Regions from separate parts of the Mus musculus genome. Here region 2 is linked to region 1. Evidence: chromatin loops called from intact Hi-C (ENCODE). Cell type or tissue: heart. All regions are shown on one strand. Links, peaks and the distances in the headings refer to the core of each region. The heading gives the core; the rest is flanking DNA.

Evidence for each region. A loop is a pair of places that touch in the nucleus more often than their neighbours do. Peaks named below come from ENCODE experiments on the same cell type or tissue, not always from the same donor. Only the 100,000 strongest peaks of a DNase experiment are listed, where the experiment ranks them.
Region 2: it touches region 1 in a loop (4-fold over the local background); 3 of 42 quality-filtered maps call a loop at or near these places.

What each region holds. Positions count from the first base shown.
Region 1 is chr16:46,483,894-46,491,893 of GRCm38, reverse strand. All of the region lies in intron 1 of Nectin3 (nectin cell adhesion molecule 3), which reads left to right. Among named protein-coding and RNA genes, the nearest start is that of Nectin3, 9.1 kb to the left of the region's middle. In heart, for the core only: a CTCF peak has its summit at 4,013 (motif pointing left); no DNase peak of the experiment used is centred there.
Region 2 is chr16:46,919,894-46,933,204 of GRCm38, reverse strand. It overlaps the pseudogene Gm35687. Among named protein-coding and RNA genes, the nearest start is that of Nectin3, 430 kb to the right of the region's middle. In heart, for the core only: a CTCF peak has its summit at 6,969; no DNase peak of the experiment used is centred there.

The DNA.
Region 1 (8,000 bases), core at 1-8,000:
TTAAATAAAACTTTATAGTTATTGCTAGTCATTAAAAACTGATTGAAGAGAAGATAGCTATGATAGTCTTATTAAAAACAGAATTTTGACTGACTGCTCTTCCTAAGGTCCTGAGTTCAAATCCAGAAACCACATGGTGGCTCACAACCATCTGTAAAGAGATCCGACGCCCTCTTCTGGAGCGTCTGAAGACAGCTACAATGTACTTTTATATAATAAATAAATACATCTTTTAAAAAAAGTAGTAAGTGTATTTCTATAGATTATCATATTAACTCTTAGTCTCCATAAAAATTGACAGTAAGAACTATATGGTTTTCAAAAGATAAGACATTTAATTAATAATTACTATTAATATGCAAATCAGAGTAAAGTAATCCTTAAGACGATAATAGAATTTTAAGTATTCTGTGTGCCAAGCATTCTGAAAACACTTCGAATATCCAAACATCATTAATTTGTCATACTTTTGGTTTTTAAATACATTTTTGCTTAAAATTGCCCTTTAATTCTTAGACACAGATACTTTACTGAATTTCATTAAGCTCATGATCTTAATTTTTAAAAATTACTTATTTTCTTTGCTTTTTGGACACAAAGTGTCACTATGCAGATATGTCTATCTTGGAACTCACTATGTAGACCAGGTTGGCCTCGAACTAGAGAGCTCCAGTGTGCCTCTAGCCTCCAGGTGCTGGAATTAAAAGCATTAGTCACCACACCCAGCCTATGTATTTTTTCATATGTATGCATGTATGTGTATGCATGTCCACATATGTGTGGGTGCACGTATTTATGTAGGTTCATGTATGTGGGTGTATACATGGAGGTCAGAAGTAGAGATTGACAGACTCTGTCTATTCTCTACATTATTCCTTGAGGCAAGGTCTCTCAATTGAACCCAGAGCTGGAAGACAGGGCCGGTCTGGCTAGCCTGGAGTTGCCTGTTCCTCCCAGGGTTGCAATTACAACCTCCCAGTGTTTATGTGCGTTCTGGGAATTTGAACCCCAGTACTCTTTCTTCCTTGCATGAAAAGCACCTTGACAACTGAGCCTTCTCTCTTCCCTGTATGATTTTTATTATTTTTTAGTAGAGTCTGACAGTTCATTCATTTAGGTTTGTTGGAAACATTTTTAAGGGTGGACTTGAAGTTTTTTCCTAAATGGCTCTCTTATAGGCCATCAACTTAAAATTTCAGTGAGGATTGCCGCACATTTGTCTTGATACTTCTCTATTTCATATTTTATGGTTACCTTAGGATAATTTACGCTTATAGATTTCACGTATGTACTTTAAACTAGTGTAGGGTTATTGATTGCTTACCATTCATTGTACTAATCGTATAAGTAGGTAGTAGAAGAGTTGTGTATTGTGAGTTGGAGAGCATGGAGTTTCAAGGTGTCTTGAGAGACACTTTTAGAATCTTCCCCCAGGTGATTCTCCTTGTTGCAACCTTTTTATTTACAGCCTGTCCAGGTGAGCAGATTTTGAAAGAGACACACTGCACCATCTTCTTCACCCTTCTGTATTTGCATGTGCTTCTCATGGGGTGGGGTGGGCCACTCGAGTTTCCTGACTTCAAGGGTTTAGCAACAAAATCAAGTTTAGTCTTAAGTGCACATGTGTACAATATGGTGTAATCGGACCTACACAATCATGTTTTCCTAACATTGCATTTAAAGGTTTAAAAAATAAACATGACATGAGATAACCAAATACCATTTCAGCATATAATTGATATTCAAATTGTAGATACTTATTTTTATGTTAGAGTTTTTGAAGTCCTGGCATTTTATACCTACAGATAGGTTCAGTTTGGATAAGCCACACTGAATGCTCTTAATAGTGAGATGTATTGTAGCTGATGGCTACCACTTGAGACATTGAAGCAGTAAACTATAAATTGTCTCTGAAGTATGTTATCCTCTATGGGATTATAATCACATTGTTTTACCAACTTACAGTCTAAAGTACTTGCTGTAAGAATGGCTTTCCTCATTAAGGTGTCCCTCACAGCTGCATATGTACTGTGAGAATGTAAATCCATTTTCCTGTGGTTTTATGTTCAGAATAGTGTTGGTAGGATTTTTTCATGGAACATTCGTCTTAGGAAGAAAATACCATGATTAATGTATTTGAGAATTGGAAAAGGTATATACTAAATAATTAATACCTCTCACAAAAAAGTTCACAGTGTGCATTAGATTATTAGTGGTCTAAAAGCTTGTTTCATGAAGCAATCTATTTTAACTATTCTTTTTATTAAATGCTTATTATATTGTAAAAGCTATACTATACAAAATATGTTAAGGGAGCTATGAACTGTTGAGATGTATTTTAAATTTGAGGTGCAAACTAGGGAAGATTGATAGGCCGGGCTTTGTTACCTGCAGTGCTTTCCCACTGTGGTTTGTTTTGTTTTGTTTTATCTGTTGGCTTCTCATTGCTATACCCATTTTGCATTTGAAGAGGTTCAATAAAATAGCCCTTTTGAAGGAATGTAAATTTTCTTCAGTGGTATTGTAAAAATCAGCTATGCGTTATTTAAGTAGTGTGGATGTAGTTTAAACAGCTTCCAGTGGGGGTATATTGTTATGATGTGCATGAAGTGGGTAGACTTATGATTGGTAGTGTGTTATCTTATAATGCAAATATTCCAGAGCTGCTGTTGGGGAAGACATGAAAGTACCAAATAGAAAACCTAAAAATAGGTTGTGCATAGAGCCAGCCCTTCAAGTCAGTAACTTAGAACAGCACAATTAAGAATGACCTGCACTCTTCAGAGAACGAAACTATAATGAATGCAGCACTGCAAAGCTCGACAGGGTTAGCTTTAAACAAACGATTCTGTGAATTGGGCAGGATAGAAATGATTGGCCTTACAAAATATTTTGGACCTTTGTTTTTGAAGACATAGAATAAAATTTCTTAAGTATAGCTACACTGAGTTAGGTTAAAATTAATTTCATAATGGTTAAAATTCATTTCATAATGGTCTTGTCATTGTGGATCCAATTTGATTTAAATTAGAGATAATTGTTTATGGCTCTAAGTTCAACTTAATGCTAAGGCAGTCGGTAAAATGATTTTAACTGGTTTAGAAATTGGTTACGTCCTTTACTTAGAAAAAATGTTTTTTTTTTTAATGCCTTTTATTTAATTGTTTTTGAAGCGATTACAACTCAGAGTGGGGTGGGATAATGCACACAAAGAACACTGGGACCTTGGTTTAAGTGTGCAGGGCTACAACATCAGCAGCATTTTCTCACTAACTTGGAAGTGTGCTTATGTTCATAGCTGACATAGCTACTCTGAATTCTTGCAATTCTTGTAAAACTTGAAAGAGATAAACAAATAACTAGCATAAGACTCTAGAAACATGTCAGTAACACATTCGTATTGAATATCAATTTTGGTATTAGTTTCTTATTCACAAGCAATATTTAAACAGAATGAAATTTAACATAAAATACCAGTGAAGAGTTGCCCTTTTCTTTTGCTTATTGTATATTATTGTAATGTCAAAAGGTTCTCTTTTTTATAAATTGATATAGACCCTATACCTGACTGGTTTTGAAATGAAAAAAGACAGTATTTAAAGTCTAGGGTTGGCAATGGTAATGAACAGGTATGTTTTAGAAAAATATGGCTGCCTGGTTAAAGTATGACATTTTATTGCTGTATCTAAGAAGATAGTTCAAAAGTAAAAATAGATTATTTTCATAGTTTCAGTGAGAAAACCTTTTCAGTTCAAGACCGAAAGTAATTAGTAGTAATTATGGTACCTATTTTGAAGCCATGCATTGTTTAGTAAACTATTTATATATAAACACACTTAAATACATGGATAATGTGTGTGTGTGTGTGTGTGTGTGTGTGTGTGTGTGTGTGTGTGTGTGTGTATTCTGCAGATTTTTATAACATTCCACAGGCCTCTTGTCCTGGAAAGCTTTAATGTTGATGGTGTCCTTTAAGATCAGGGTTTTCTCTGAGGATACTTGTGTTGCTTTGCTGCCCTCTACAGTCGTCTGGAGTAGTGCCTCTGTTTGTATTAGTTGCTGCTTTTCCTATCAGATGGGTAAAGTACTTGTTGATTTGTGAAGCTTAAGTTTAAAGAGTGGGTGGAATATTATTTATAGTTTAAATATAATAAGGTTTAGATAATTATAACACTTGATCTTGTTACACAGAAGTTAAAGGACTTAGCAATTGGACTGGAGGGAGATGCTGCTCATTGACTTAATCAGGCCATGATACCAGAGTGTGTGCCTTGGGGCTGTCAGGACTGATGACCAGGGAAGCCCAAAAGAGACAAGTAGAGTTCAGCTGAGTAAAATTATTTCAAATAGGAACGAGACTTCCCCACGTCTTATTAAACAAAGAACACCCCTTTGGAATACTGGGCCTTAAGACATGTGCAGTTTATTTCTTTTTACAGTGCCTGGGACCAAACTTTAGGCCTTGAACATGCTTTCCCACTGAGCTATATGGCCTTTGCCTAAGAAATACGAAGTTCAGTGTCAGGAGATCTGCAGTGAAGAGGGGTGTGTGTGTGTGTGTGTGTGTGTGTGTGTGTGACAGGGAGGGGGAGGGGGGAGAGAGAGAGGGAGGAGAGAGGAGAGAGGAGAGAGAAAATTTAATTACTTTCTACTTTTAAATGATACTTCATTCACAAAATTGCTGTGGAAATTAAGTTCTACTCTACATCCACAACAGAGCACGTGTGCAGTGTTGTGGGATAAGACTTGGTGGTTCAGGTCAGTAGTCTCAGCTATCTACAGGGCTGAGACAGGATTTCAGTTGAAAGTTCAGGAATGTGAGCCTAGCAGCATAGTGAGACGTTGTCTTAAAATAAAGAGTAACAAGAGAGTTGAGCATATAGCTCAGTGGTAGAGCCCAGGTTTATCTTGCATGAGACCTTGTCTTCTGTCTCTGGTACCATAAAAGTAAATGAAAGTTGTTTGTAGGATTATAGGAAGAATATCTTTTACTATTGATGGAGAAGGACTTGAGGAGGAATTTAACATTTTTTGGCTGGGGAATCTAATGAGGTAGAAGATAGTACATTGATCTAATGAGGTAGAAGATAGTACATTGAAAAGACTACTGGGGTAAGGATTCTAGAAGGAATGAGTTTTTCTGTGGTATTCAAATAGGAACTTGATGGAGGCAAGTGGTTATTTTTCTTAGCTAAGATTACACTGGTTAACAGGAGCTATGGTGGTTTGAATGAGCTATGTCTGCTATAGGACATTTGAACACATGGTCTTCAGTAGATGATTTTTGGGGAATTTAGGCAGTGTTGGGAGGTGGGGCCTCACTGGAGGAAGCACATGAGTTCCTGCTCCCTCTGCACTTTTCGTGTTGATGGGAAGGGCCATGCTCAGCTCCTTCTCTTGCTTCCATGCAGTTCCTTCTCTGCCATTGTGGACTTTCCTCTGGAGCCAACACCCAGGCAAACCAATTTCTTAAGTTGTTTTGTAACAGCAAAAGAAAAGTGACTAATAAGAGAAAATGGAGCATTGATGTGAAGAACCTGGGTACATTGGTTTTTTTTTAAGGAATATGAAGAGCTTTGGGAGTTTGGACTAGCAAAGGTGTTGAATGTTGTAAACAGAGCTCAACAAGGCATTGTTATAGGAGGAAATGTCTACAAGGGAGACCTGGCTTGTCAAGTTTCAGAGGTAGAACAAAGAAGTAGCAGTTGAACTACAGGCCATTTGTGTGATATTTTGTCAAATAATCTGATTGCATTATGCCCTTGTCTGGAGAACTTGCCTGAAGCTAAATTAAATAAGTAATTTCTTGGGCTGGAGAGATGGCTCAGCGGTTAAGAGCACTGACTGCTCTTCCGAAAGTCCTGAGTTCAAATCCCAGCAACCACATGGTGGCTCACAACCATCAGTAATGAGATCTGACATCATTTTCTGGTGTGGCTGAAGACAGCTGCAGCGTACTTACATATAATAAATAAATCTTAAAAAAAAAAAGATGTCCTTCAGACATGAGTGTAGGGAAAAAAATTAAGTAATTTCTTTAGTAGAGAAGATTTGATGATAGTTGATGTTTGATATTGAGTCTGTTGGCATGATTATTAATGAATTCTTTTGGGGGGGGGGAAGTTTACGTTTGAAAAGCAAGAGGACAGAAACAAAGAAGAAAAGATGGCTGGGAAAAACTTTGGTAAATGTGGTGCGTGTAGGGCAGGGCCCATCTCAACCTTGGCAGGGCTTTCCATTACCCTGGATTGGATCGTGAACACTAATGCCACACGAAAGAAGCACATTAAAGGAGATGAGTGCAGACTTGTCCACAGGCCATCGGCCTCAGAATTCAGTGTTCTCTCTTCGGGATCATGACGTGCCATTTCTCTTATTTAGAAGTGCAGTGTGCCAGGCCATACCTGTATTTTCTACAAGCGCTGGAGATATAGTTTAGCTACTACAATGCTTGCTTAGCATACATGGGCCCTGGGTCTGATTCCCAGCATCACACAAATCACGTATTGTGACTCACACCTGGAATCCGTGAGGAGGGTAGGGTTAGGAGCAGACACTCAGAGTCAGTCTTAGAAGCAGGTCTGGAATACATGAGACCCGGCTTTGGGTCATAGAGGAAGGAAGGGGAAAAAAGTAGATTGCTAGTCAGGAAGAGAAACATTGAAGCATCAAGGACTCTGCTTTATTAAGTTGTGTGCATGCATGTGTATGCCCAAGGAGTGCAGTAAGAGGGCATCAGACTCCCGGGAGTTGGAGTTAAGCTGCTCCAAATGTGAGTGCTAGGAACCAAATTAATGACCTCTCTAAGAGCATTGAGAGCTCTTAACCATAGAGCCATCTCTCTAAGTCCCAGGACTCAATAATTTTAGTACAAAGAGAAGGGGGAAAATGTCAAATCCGAGTGTATTATCCAGTGAGGGTCTAGTGGAGATAGAGGCTAGGGCCTATTCTTGGGAAAGATAAAATGGAGAGTGAAGAGTGAATCAGCTCACTAGGAACTGAATGTATGCGTCTCTCCTTCATTTATGTGTTGACCTCTAATCCCCACTGTGGTAGTGTTAGTGAGTCGCTCAGGTGACTGAGTTTGAATAGGTCGGAAGGATAGTACAGCAAGAAAATAATAATCCACAAGGCAGGAAGACCTGTTGGCAGGACCTGGACCATGCTAGCACACTTAATCAGACTTTTGGCTCTTCAGTGTTTAAGGAAATACCTTGTTTAAGTCACCAGCCTGGTATTGTCCCAAGCTCTAAGTCATTAAGTTTCAGAGTTCTCAGCTAAGGAGTGCCTAGAACTTGACTCCAGCGAAAGTAAATGATTGAAGGACAGTGAGTGGTGCAGATATGGAACTGAAGGAAGCTACTTGGGTGTCCAGAAGTTTAGATCAAATCCCATTGAAGAGGCTGCCCAGGACTTTACTCTTCAAAGCACTGGATAGTTTAGCTTTGCCTCTGACACTGACTGATGAAATTGGATACTAGATTGTGTGGCATAGGCCTGTAAAACCAGCTACGTGGGAGGCTAAGGCAGCAAGAGCATGCATTTTGAGGGCTTCTAGGGCAGACTTAGGCTTACTGTAGCTCAGGAAAATACATTACCTGAAGTTGCCCATGTATAGACAATGAAAGGGAAGCCTGTTCTTGTCCACATGAATTTTATGACCTCTAAATCTGTAGGGAAGGCATGGGAGATGCACATGGGAAATGGGATATAGCAAGGTTCAGGAACAGAAAACATAAGAGAGGCTGATCTTTAAGGAGTCTTCATAGTAGAAGTACCTTCTAAGGTGAGGGAAATAAAATCATAGGGAGAGAGGAAAGTTATAGACAGGGAAGGATTTGATCTTTCATGATTTTAGTGATATATTTTGAAATAAATCAGTGTGAATGATAGCTGAAAGCAATGAAGTAAGACATATGAAGAATAAATTGTGAATCAGCTTTGAAGGCACAAGTTGACAGAAGTTGAACTTGTGAAATGTAAATGATGGGGTGGTAGTA
Region 2 (13,311 bases), core at 2,536-10,535, 440 kb before region 1:
TTGATACTGTTGTTCTTCCTATGGGTTGTAAACCCCTTCAGCTCCTTCAGTCCTTTCTCTAGTTCCTCCATTGGGGACCTCGTGCTCAGTCCACTGGTTAGCTGTGAGCATCCCCCTCTGTATTTGTCAGGCTCTGGCAGAGCCTCTCAGGAGACAGCTATATCAGGCTCCTATCAGAAGCAGTTCTTGGCATCCACAATAGTGTCTGGGTTTGGTGTTTGTATATGGGATGGAACCCCAGGTGAGACAGTCTCTGGATGGGATTTCCTTCCATGTTTGCTCCAAACTTTGTCTCCATATTTTCCCCTGTGAGTATTTTGTTCTGCCGTCTAAGAAGGACTGAAGCACCCACACTTTGATCTTTATTCTTCTTGAGCTTCACGTGGTCTATGAATTATATCTTGGGTATTTTTAGCTTTTGGGCTAATATCCACTTACCAGTGAGTACATACCTTGTGTGTTCTTTTGTGACTGGGTTATCTCACACAGGATGATACGTTCTAATTCCATCCATTTGCTTAAGACTTTCATGAAATTTTTAATAGCTCAGGCTGCCCACTTTCTTCCTACCTATTCAATATAGTACTCAGAGTTCTAGCCTGAGCAATGAGACAACAAAGGAGATTAAAGGGATACAAATTGGAAAGGAATAAGTCAAAATATAATTATTTGCACATGATATGATACTATACTTAAGTGACCCAAAAAATTCAACGAGGGAACTCTTAAACCTGATAAACAACTTCAGCAAACTGGCTGAATATAAAATTAATTCAAACAAATCATTAGCCTTCCTCTACTCAAAGGATTAGACAGGCTGAGAAAAAAATTGGTGAAATGACACATTTCACAATAGTCCCAAATAATATTATATACCTTGGTGTGACTCTAACCAAGCAAGTGAAAGATCTGTATGACAAGAACTTCAAGTCTCTGAAGAAAGAAAAATCAAAGAAGATCTCAGAAGATGGAAATATCTCCCATGCTCATGGATTGAGAGGATTTATATAGTAAAAATGGCCATCTTGCCGAAAGCAATCTACAGATTCAATGCAATCCCCATCAAAATTCCAATTCAATTCTTCACAGAGTTAGAAAGACCAATTCTCAAACTCATTTGGAATAGCAAAAAACCCAGGATAGTGAAAACTATTCTCAACAATAAAAGAATATCTGGGGGAATTACCGTCCATGACAACAAGCTGTATTAGAGACAAATAGTGATAAAAAACTGCATGGTACTGGTACAGAGACAGGCAGGTAGATCAATGGAACAGAATTGAAGACCCAGAAATGAACCCACACACCTATGGTCACTTGATATATGACAAAGGAGCTAAAACTATCCAGTGGAAAAAAGACAGCATTTTAAACAAATGGTACTGGCTCAACTGGTGGTCAGCATGTAGAAGAATGCACATTGATCCATTCTTATCTCCTTGTACAAAGCTCAAGTCCAAGTGGTTAAAGGACCTCCACATAAAACCAGAGACACTGAAACTAATAGAAGAGAAAGTGAGGAAGAGCCTTGAAGACATGGGTACAGGGGGAAATTTCCTGAACAGAACACCAATGGCTTATGCTCTAAGATCAATATTTGACAAATGGGACCTAATAAAATTGCAAAGCTTTTGTAACACAAAGAACACTGTCAATAGGACAAAACGACAAGAAGCAGATTGGGAAAATATCTTTACCAACCCTATGTACCATAGAGGGCTAATATCTAATATATACAAAGAACTAAAGAAGTTAGACACCAGAGAACCAAATAAATCTATTAAAAGTAGGGTACAGACCCAGAAGACGTTCCAACTTGTAATAAGGACACATGCTCCACTATGTTCATAGCAGCTTTATTTATAATAGCCAGAAGCTGGAAAGAATCCAGATGTCCCTCAACAGAGGAATGGATACAGAAAATGTGGTACATTTAAACAATAGAGTACTACTCATCAATTAAAACAATGAATTTATGAAATTATTAGGCAAATGGATGGATCTGGAGGATATCATCCTGAGGTAACCCAATCACAAAAGAACACACATGGTATGCACTCATTGATAAGTGGATATTAGCCCAGAAACTTAGAATACCCAAGATACAATTTGCAAAATACATGAAAATCAAGAAGATGGAAGACCAAAGTGTGGATACTTCGTTCCTTCTTAGAATGGGGAACAAAATACCCATGGAAGGAATTACAGAGACAAAGTTTGAAGCTGAGATGGAAGGAAGGACCACCCAGAGACTGCCCCACCTGGGGATCCATCCCATATACAACCACCAAACCCAGACACTATTGCATATGCCAGAAAGATTTTGCTGACAGGATCCAGATATAGCTATCTCTTGTAAGGCTATGCCTGTGCCTGGCAAATACAGAAGTGGATGCTCAGTCATCTATTGGATATAAAACAGGGCCTCCAATGAAGGAGCTAGAGAAAGTACCCAAGGAGCTAAGGGGTCTGCAACCGTATAGGAGGAACAACAATATGAACTAACCAGTAGCCCCCTCCCCAAGCTGTGTCTCTAGTTGCATATGTAGCAGAGGATGGCCTAGTTGGCCATCAATGCGAGGAGAGGCCCTTGGTCTTGTGAAGATCATATGCCCCAATACAAGGTAATGCCAGGGCCAGGAAGCAGTGAGTGGTTAGGGGAGCAGGGCCAGGGTAGCCTATAGAGGACTTTAAGGATAGCATTTGAAATGTAAATGAAGAATATATATATATATATAACCCAAGACAACATCTATGAAAATTTAAGTACGGTTTTGCAGATTCAAGTAAGCAATGGATCTCAGAATGAAATTAAAAATGTGTGTGTTCCCACTTCTCAGTGGCAAATAATGTTACCTTTAGGGAAAGTGTTGAACAACAAGAACAAAACAAGACAAACACATTAAAAGGTTAAACCACAGTCATTTCACTCATGAATGAAAATATATCATACATGATGTTGACCAATTGGACAAAAAATAATTTTGAAATCTTAAGAAAAAAGGGGGTTACAAGTTAAACAAAGAATTCTCAACCTTGAATACCAAATCGCTGAGAAGTACCTAAAGAATGTTCAACATCCTTACTCATCAGAGAACTCAAACAAACTTGAGATTCTACCTTACACCAGTCACAGTGGCTAAGATAAAAAACTCAGATGACAGCAGATGCTGGTGAAGATGTAAAGAAAGAGGACCCCTCACCCAATGCTGGTGGGATTGCAAGATGGTACAACTACTCTGGAAATCAGTCTGACAGTTCCTCAGAAATTTGGACATAGTATTACCTGAGGGCCCAGCTTTATCACTCCTGGACATATACCCAACCTATAACAAGGACACATGCTCCACTACGTTCTTAGCAGCCTTATTTATAATAGCAAGTAGCTGGAAAGAACTCAGATGTCCTTCAACAGAGGAATGGATACAGAAAATGTGGTACATTTACACAATGGAATATTACTCAGCTATTAAAAACAGACAGACCTTTAATATCAAGCGACAGAGACAAGCAGATCTCTTGAGTTCAAAGTCAGCCTTATATAGAGTAAGATTTCAGATAAAGGAAAGCTTAGGTCTAGATGTGGTTTTACACACCTTTAATCCAAGTCCTTAGGAGATATAGGCATGCCGATCTCTTAGGACTATTTAGTTCTCTTCTATCAGTTGCTGAAGTTCAGAAGCAGGTTTATCAGAAGAGCTTTACAGAGGCAGGTTAAAGAGAGAAAAAGCTAGACATGGGTAAAAACATTACAAGCCAGAGAATGAGGAGTCAGAAGATTAGAACAGATTGCTAGAGTTAGATTGAAGTCAAGCAGAGCAATTCAATGAGAAGCAGAAAAAACAAACAAACAAACAAACAAACAAAACAAAACTCAGTTTCAATCAGTCAGACTGATTGGCTAGGGGTTTGAGCCAGAAGTGTTGAATTGAACCAGCCAGTCAGAGCTCAGAAAGATCTAGAAAGGGTGAGCTTATTCAGCAGTAAGTCCCAGTGGCTAAAAATATTCGTGATTTAGATTGGGTCTATGAGGCTAGAAGCTTCCAGGACTAGGGATAGGTTAGCAGATGGATGCTTCAAGAGCATAAAAAAAATTCACAGATAGCAACAGTTTGATCAATAAAGTTCTATTTTTTATAATTATCCAGACTCACTTATTTTATGAAAGCAATGTGTGTTGTCTGAAATTCTCTCCAAGTGTTGATAAACATTTAATCAAAAGTAATTTTCCATATGTAGAATGTCTGTCCTGCTGTGCTTTTTCAGATATGGTTTCAAAACAGACTACACATGAAAACGTTTTAACCTGTGTTTACATGAGCAAGTTCAAAATGTATTCTTTCACTGCTCACTGCATGTATAAAATGAATTTTAGTTCATTTCATTCTTTACTACCCTTCCTGTTCCTCCATTCTCTCTCATCCTGAAACCCTTCTTTTTCCAAATAAGCCCACCTACTTCTCCTCTCTGAGTTTTACTGATGCTCCCACAGACCTGAGAGCATGAGACAACATATCAGTAGGTTGAAGAAACTGACAATGCCCTCAGCAGCAACTATTAACTTCCAGTAGTGCCTCAATGAGAAGTAGGATCACATAAGCTACTGTAAGCTTACATAAGCCAAATATGTCATCTATGCTAGAATGTTGTGAAGGTAATCACAGGTGCCATGAGGTCATGAGTATAAAGGCTGAGTGTGTACAGAAAGCACCTTATTGCTATACATCTCCCATTGTCCCTTCTGCAATGTTTCATGAACCTTCAAGAAATGGGTTTTAGGGTTCAATTTTCCACCATCAATTGTTCTAAAAACTTTGATCAATTATATTTTGGATCACTACTGTCCTTGCTATGAAATTCTTCTCTGACAAATGCTGAGAGTGCCACTGTCCTGTGTGTACAAACTTGAGTACTTAGAAGGCAGTTTGACAATGTGACCATTAAGCAAAATAGTAGGGGTAAATTCCTCTCAAGGCCTTTGACCTTCTAACACATTTACACATGACCAGATATAGATATGAGTTGTCCTCCATGCAGTTTGCTGCAAATCTATTCAGGAAGCAGTTGGTTACCACCATAACAACCATGGCACTATTGTACCAGAGGAACGATCTTGTTTGGTAGATCGTTATTGTAGATTGTGTGATGTGTAGCTCAATTTCTCTCCTTGCAGCCTGTATAGCACCTTCTAGCACCATAGGGTTCACGAATAGAAAGGAAACTTTTAGCCTCGACTTCTCTTTGCCCTGTGTGACATCTTCAGCAACAGAGTATTGCCATCCCATTATGGTAGGCAATCAAGAGCAATGACAATTTCCTGTTTAGTTTTGAGGCATCTGGGGTCTTCTTCATTAACATCTCATAGCTATATTGTCATGCTCCTTCATTCTGTCTCAACAATAGTATTGTAGTTGAAGAGGTTCTTTGCTATGTTTTGATATGGAAAAAATTACAAATGAAAGCTCCAAACTTAGAGGAAACAGGAAATGCTGTTTCCAAGCCCTGAAGTATAGAAATCCATGTAACCATGCATTGATGAAGGCAGCACTCTGTGGCTCCCAGTACAGAAGAGTACAGTGTAGCATCTGGGTCACATTAAAGGGAAGGCAGCTAGAATAACAGATGACAATGTAAACTGCTAGACTCAGTCTATGGACAAAACTACATAGTGACCTTTTATCTCCTTCACTTCTTTTTTTTTGTTGGTAAGCCCTTTTAATAAATGCCTGAGAGCTGTGGCTTCAACGATGGGAAAAACACAGCAGGCTTAACTTTTACTAATGTCTCATCAGAGCCAAGCAAAAGGTCAATAGTTAGTGTTACTGAGACGGCTGCTAACAAAGAGTGTGGCCTAAGCCATAATGACAAAGCCTTGCTGGGTGCTCCCTCCTAATTGAACTTCTTGACATTAATGCTTGTTAGAATCCAGGCAACTACATTTAAATTTTGAAGTTCTCTCTTCAGTGCCCTTATTAGATATTCCTGTCCTGCTTACTCATAGTATGGATGTTGTAAAATCACAAACCTTTATTTTAACATAAAGATTTTCAAGCTGTATGTCTAAAGCACATGCTAAGAAAATTCGATATCTGACATTTCAAGAAATTTTGCTTGTGATACTATATTGGGTGCACCCATAGGTACTCTTGTTTATTAGTGTTTGTTTTTGGAATCATTGTGGCAGTTTGGAAAATAACGGCTTTTCTCTCTGGACTGGAGTTACAGCAAGCACTCTAATGTTTACTATCTTTCTTTAAATAAATAAATAAATAAACAAACAATAAATAGAAAAAATTATTGTAAATAAACACATGCATTCTAGTGCCCAGGCCAAGCATATTCTCGATGCTTCCAGACATCCAGAAAGAAGCCTGGAAGTTAAGGTGCGCGTTCTCTGTAGCTTGGAGTAATGACGCTGAGACTCCCTGGTTAAATAACTAGGAGTGACTGGTTGGAGCAAACCAGCTATGTACATTTGGTGTTGCCTGGGCTGCAGCTTAAGGCAGAGCTGTTCTGGGTTCATATGAGCCGGTGTAGACAGCTAGCTAACCTACTTAAATATGGATGGGGTGACATTTCTTCAGCAGTCGAGGCCCAGGAACCTTGTCTGTTCTTTTCTGACTTCTGGCACCACTATTCTTTTCTAGGAGCTTCAGGATGCTACTGACTCTAGGGCCCAAAGCTTGGCCCCAACCTCTCACAGTTCAAACCCCTTCTCAAGATCTCAGTTAATTCTGTATGTAAATTCCCAGCACTTGCCAGGACAGGGCCAGCCTCAAAGCTCTGGGTGAAGAAGTAGACTGTTGATTACCTCCCTGTTTGGAACAGGGCTGAGCCTAGCTGGCCAGAAGAGCTGAGAAGAACAGTGGCACCAACGACAATGGGCAGAGCCCCTGAACCAGGCTGCTGTGGGTCAGGGTGACTTCAGCGTGCTGGACCACAAGGGCTATCCTAGATGCAAAGCCAACTTCTGCGGCCAGAGGGTGCTGATGTGCATTGGTTTCTGTCACTGCCCTGACCTTGGCCCCATAAGAAGAAAAAGCTGATGCAGGTGGTGCAGAAGCTAAAGGCAGAGCCTGATCTGTCTCTGGTGCAGCCTGTCTTCAGCACTATGGACCCTCAAGTTGGTATCTACTATGTATGACTGACCAGCAGCTAAGAATCCTGTCATTCAAAGTCATACTTCTTTGACAAGTGTATTTGAGAAATGTATGATCAATCTATAATTGTAGGTATACTGATACTATATTTTGAACTTACTTATACTGTCACCTTTACTTGAATTATAACAAAATGATAAGCATTTTAGGTTGAAGACTATGATTACTACCACTCTTGAAATTTGATGCATGTATTAAAGATACTTTGGATAATCCACAGCATGACCATTCATCATCTCCCCGCCCCCCAAGTTAGCACTTTGTATCTTCCAAAAAAAGAGAACTGGCCCTTAACTTTCATTTTAAAGAATAATACAGTCATGTGCTACAAGGGGTTTTAAAGGATTACATCCTCGTACTGTCCTATTGGCTGAAAAATTCAGATCTATGTATGATGTTACCACCAAGTTGTAAACTGGACCTGCATATCCAACTTGGGAGACAGTGTTAAATTTTAAATAGTGAAAATTAAGTAGAATTAAATTCAGTACTGAACTTAACCAGAACCATTTCGATGTGTACCTGTGGCTAGTGCCTTCCATATGGCACAGCCTGATTATAGCATACTCCCAGTGTCTCGGTAGTTCTGGTTGTAGACACTAGTAAGGAAGCTTAAGCTTTGTAACTTCATCATTCTAAACTCAAAACCTCCCAGGCATATGTCTGATGTTTTCACAATGTTATTTTGCTAAGATTTGTTTCCATGTTTTAACTCCCAGAAATGTCTGTTCCGCTGGTCTCAATACATTTTCCCAAATAAGCCTGCCAGGCTCATATTGTTCTATTATAGATGCCCACAATAACTCAATGCATGAAGTCATTTTCCCCTTCCTTCTTTCTGTCTTTTTGTCTGCCTGTCTGTCGGTCTTCTTATGTGGATATCTCTTTCATTTTCAGTACATTACAGAATATGCTGAGGTTACATACAAACATTTATCTAAATATCACAAAAAATTGAGTTATACATTAAATCAGAAATTTATAAATTCAGGTCACAGACACGAAAAAGCATAAGCATTTTACATAACAAAATAACTTTCTTTCCAATCCTCCCACTCATCCTGGCGGGAAGGCAATTGTCAGCAACCAACAACTTCCGGTTGAATTAGGTAATAAATATATTTAACCAGAGCATGGTGCCCTTGGTGTATTAGTGTCTCCTTTTAATTTTTTATCTTATCAATGTAGTAAATTAGAAGCTTTTCTTATTATAATATTCATCATAGAGATAACACTCATCATAGAGAACCTTGAATATACAAAAGAAAATAATGATGATAATGTTATTTAGCAATGACAGCCATGAATATTCTAGTGTCGCAGAGACTCCGATCAACAAGTCACAGCCCCACATTTTATAAATGTGTTTCTTAATGTTTTGTATATATTATTTCCCATTTTTGCGATGCTTCTGATGATTTCCACTTTTATTAGGTGTGGTTCCTAATTTTAATAGCAGCTGAATTTTTATTTACTTGATATAATTGACCTGAATTGTGCATGTTGGATCTTCTCCATCTTCCCTCAGAATAGGACCATACATAAGCCTAGGGCCTTAAGAATGGTAGGTTAATGTGAAATTGTTGAGATAGAACTGATGTCTCTAAAAAAGGGGAGACAATGCAGAGCATACCAAGAAAGCAGCCATCTCTCCAAGCCATAGAGAGTAGCCACTGGAGAAATCACACCTCCCATTATCTTGGTCTTAGATGTCTAGTATCTAGGACAGGAAAAGAATGTTCAAATAAATGTACCCAGATTGTGGTGCCCTGTCATATCAGCCCTCATAACTAATATGCTTGATTTCTAAGATTTTATCTTTTGTTTCTTCATTCATTTTATGTATATGGGTGTGGGCATGTGCCCACCAGAAAATACCCAGTAGGACCTGAGTCTTTCCTACCACTACCTGAGTGCCAGAAATTCAACTCTTTAGTTTTGTAAGCAAGCACCTTTTCTCGCTGATCCATCTTGCTGTCCCCAAGTTTTCATTGTATAAATGAAGCTATAATCTCAGAAAACTTTTATGCCCATTTCCGAGTATATTTCTATACAAAGATGTTTCTAGAAAAAAGATAATTTAATTTCATAAAACATTTTAAATATTTTTTAAATCGTGAAATGCTATACTTTCCTAGCATGCAATATTTTCCTGAAATTGTCAACAATAAAAATCACAGCTATTAGTATATTTCACTACATAGTGTGTATGTTTGTGTTTGTGTAATTGTGATAAGCATACATTATTTTATATCCAAGCACCATGCACCAGGCACCCATGATCAAGAAGCACAGAGGATGGTGTTAGTTAGCTTCTTACAGACTCTGTTTTTCTGAGGCATGGTCTTTCTATTAACCTTGTGTTTGTGTGGATGAGAACCACCTCCATCATCTCATATGTTTGAATACTTGGTCTCCAGTGGGTAAAACTGTTTTGGAAGGATTGGAAGGTGTGGCGTTTTTGGAATATATGTGTCACTGGGGGCAAACTTTAAGATTTAAAAAAAAAAAACCAAAAACATGTCCCATTTTCTTCTGTGCCTCTCTGACTCTTGCTTATGGATCAACTTATGAACTCTCAGCTGTTCACCATGCATTTGCTCCACCTTCATGGACTCTATACCTCTGAAAACATAAGCTCAACTAAACACTTTCTTTTATAAGCTGCTTTAGTCATATAGTTTTTGTTACAAATATAGAAAAGTAACTAAGACATACCTGGAGCTCCTAATCTTTTTAGCTGAGCTGGTAGCCCCCAAGCCCCAACAATCCTCCTGATTCCACCCTAGATAGATTAGGATCATAGGTAGATGTCAGACCAGGCTTAAATAGTTATATGCAGGCTTATGTCCAAACTCAGCTCTTCAGTGTTGATCAGTAAGCATGTTTAACCACTAAGCTATTTTTCAATGCCCACATTTGTATTCATTAAATTTAACTCAATTTTATTTTTTCAAATAATTATTGGTCAGCATTCAATTATGGTAATGGGGTGTGTAAACTTAAGAGACTGAATGGATATATGAATATAATTAAATACTAATAAGTAAAATCACTTACATGTATTTGGATATAGATATTTACATATAATAAATGTTTTTCTATTTTTATTATATAACTCAGTAATAGTTTTATATTAATTTACATGATATTGTTTCTTTTTATTGTTGTAACATATCACTCTGTATGAATATATCTTAATTATTTAGCTACTCTTTTAGAATAAAATTTTAGTTAATCTGCTTTTGTTTTTTCTGTTAGCAATGTAAATGCCACAAACCCAGAGACACAGTTATAATGTTTGATTGTGCAATGAGGAAAAGTTCTCTATGGTATATGTCAATAAGCAAAAATGTTGGCATTACTTATTGGAAAGGTCAGATAATATAATGAAGAATATTAGGTAATAAGAACTCTGTTATCAGGATGCCTGGTCAAAGTGCTGGTTGTAGGGATTTGGTCATTGGCTAAGTGTCCTAACCTCTCTAAATCAGGTCCTCTTTCTGTAAATGATGAAACATGTAGCATTTATCTACACTATTACAAGGTGAATTAGCATTTCCATGTTTAAAAAATGCTACACTGTAAATATTGATTATATTCTTAACGGTGTAACCTATTTAACAGGTATTTAAGAAATTTGATTCTTACACATTGATTTTTCCTCCTGAAATTTGATATCATTATTTATTATTTCCAATAGTTTGGAAAGTTTTGGTAGAGTATTTTCCTATGTATGAAATAAAATCTTTTGCAAATAGTGACAACTTTAATTTTCATGGAGCTGCAGTTCCTAACAATATTAGTTCTTAGAATTTTTTTTTACCTTTCTTATATGTCTTTTGAGTAGCTATCATTAGATTCTCTACTTTGTATAATTAGTAAATGATTCTAGAATCTGAATAAAAAAAAGATTTTTTTTTTTTTTTGGTTTTTTTTGAGACACAGTTTCTCTGTATAGCCCTGGCTGTCCCAGAGCTCACTTTGTAGACCAGGCTGGCCTTGAACTCAGAAATTTGCCTACCTCTGCCTCCCGAGTGCTGGGATTAAAGGCGTGCGCCACCACCACCCGGTGTAAAAAAGAATGTTTTATTCCTGTAAATTCACCAGCACATGGGCTTGCAGATTTATTTTCAGTTTATGGCTTGTGTGTGTGTGTGTGTGTGTGTGTGTGTGTGTGTGTGTGTGTGTGTGTGTGTAGCTGTAGTTTACTCCTTTTCTTTATTGTACAGTAAGTATTTCAAAGTAACTATTTAACCCAATAATTCTCTTTCCAAAGGAATTTCAAGTAGTTACTCATTTTGCTATTATTCACATCACTGAAGCAATCATTCTCATAGATGGTATTTGCTGTCTACTGATAAAAGTTTCTTTCTACTTATGTAAAATATGGGGATCTCAAACCAAGAACAAACCCCAAACTTGAAGTAAAACCAAATGCACAGTCTTAGATTACATATTCATGACTAAGACCTAATTAACAAGTATTTCTAGAGATCTTCAAAAACATCAGTCTTATCTTGTGTACGGTGTTCCCAAGTAATAAAAACCAGATAGTCTTGTCCCCTCAGAAAGATTTAGTAGTGGCTGTGTTTCTGAGAAAGGCTTAACGGACTTGAAAGAAGAGTTTCACATATGGATTCCTAAATGCCACACCATTCCTGAGTAACATGAATTGTCAGCAAACAAAGATGTCAAGAGCTGCAAGAGTGTTGTCCTTCACCTCCTTCCAGCACCCACTGGGTCAGGGCTTAGGAAGGCAGCAAAGCTGTACCAGTGCTCTCCCGAGTAAGGAACATTCTGCAAGGTCATTGCAAAGTCTGTGAGGAAAAGAGATGCACTATTCAAGACCAAAGGGAAAGATGGGCCTTCCCCTCTGCATCTCCTCCCTGCTGGGATGCCAGCAATCATACTCCTCAGTCACTTCCTTAGTATTCATCTTTAATAATGTGTAACCACAACCTGTCATTACAATCAGAGGACAAAATCAAACATAAAAATGTGAATAGAGGCTACATAAAAAAATAATCAGTTTGCTCATCACGGAATCCCTGGCGGTTGCCTTAACTCATATTCCGCTCCATCATCTCATCTGTTCTGCCTCAGGCTTCAACTCTCAGCCTCCCCTGTGCCGTGATCAGGCAGTATTTGCTTTCTTACACATTGTCATCCACAGGAAAAATCATGGATGCAAGTGGCCTTAAGTAATTTCCACAATAAGCTTGAAAAAAACAAGATGGCCGCAATCTTCCCTAGAGTCAATACTGTGACACGCCATTCAAAGCACTGCAGGCGTGGGACTGAGCTAGAGAAGCCAGTACAGCAAAAAGAATTTTACAGAGTTTCAGGTTTTAAAGGAAGAATAGAGCTGTCAAATGTCAGTCTTATAAAACAATAGGAAAATGGCATGCAAAGTGTGCTAATTCACAAATTACTTGATCTTGAGGTTCTCAAATACATATGTGTATGTGTGACAAGCATACACATATATATCCAATCCCTCATGTATAGATAAATGTGTGTGTGTGTGTGTGTGTGTGTGTGTGTAGATATTATGTAGTTTTAAAATCTTAAAAGATAAATATTGGTTTGTTCATTATTAGTTAGTCAAGGAAAAATATAAAACTCAAGTGAGTACTGGATCTAGCTACAGCCAGGAAGCCTGGTTGCTCTTTTAAAGGCCATGAAACTTTAAACAGACTGCTGCATTTTCTGATGTGCAGCCTCATTTTGATCACAGTAAACATCGAGTTCAACAATCTGAGCAGTTCTCCCTTTTCATAGTCCATGTGAAAGAACAGAAACCCCTTCTCTAACCACACTTATTGTGACATAGCTCAGACATGGATCATGTGAACCCTAAATGCCCTTGTGTGGTTTCTAAGTCACCTAACAAAACTAAAGTTCAAACTTATTTATATATTAGAATATTTGGGGAATTAAAGAACATGCCAGTGCCCAGAAAACCTGAAAGATTCAGATTTCCATAGCCAGCATAGGATATGCTATTTATCCAATAAAATGATACTTGAATGCTCTCTGAATGATTATCTGCAGTGATCAAGAAAAAATTTTCCCAGGGTTTGTGATGCATAGCTAGATGCAGATTCCTACATTGCCCTTCACATTAGTGCGCATGCCAAATACCTAG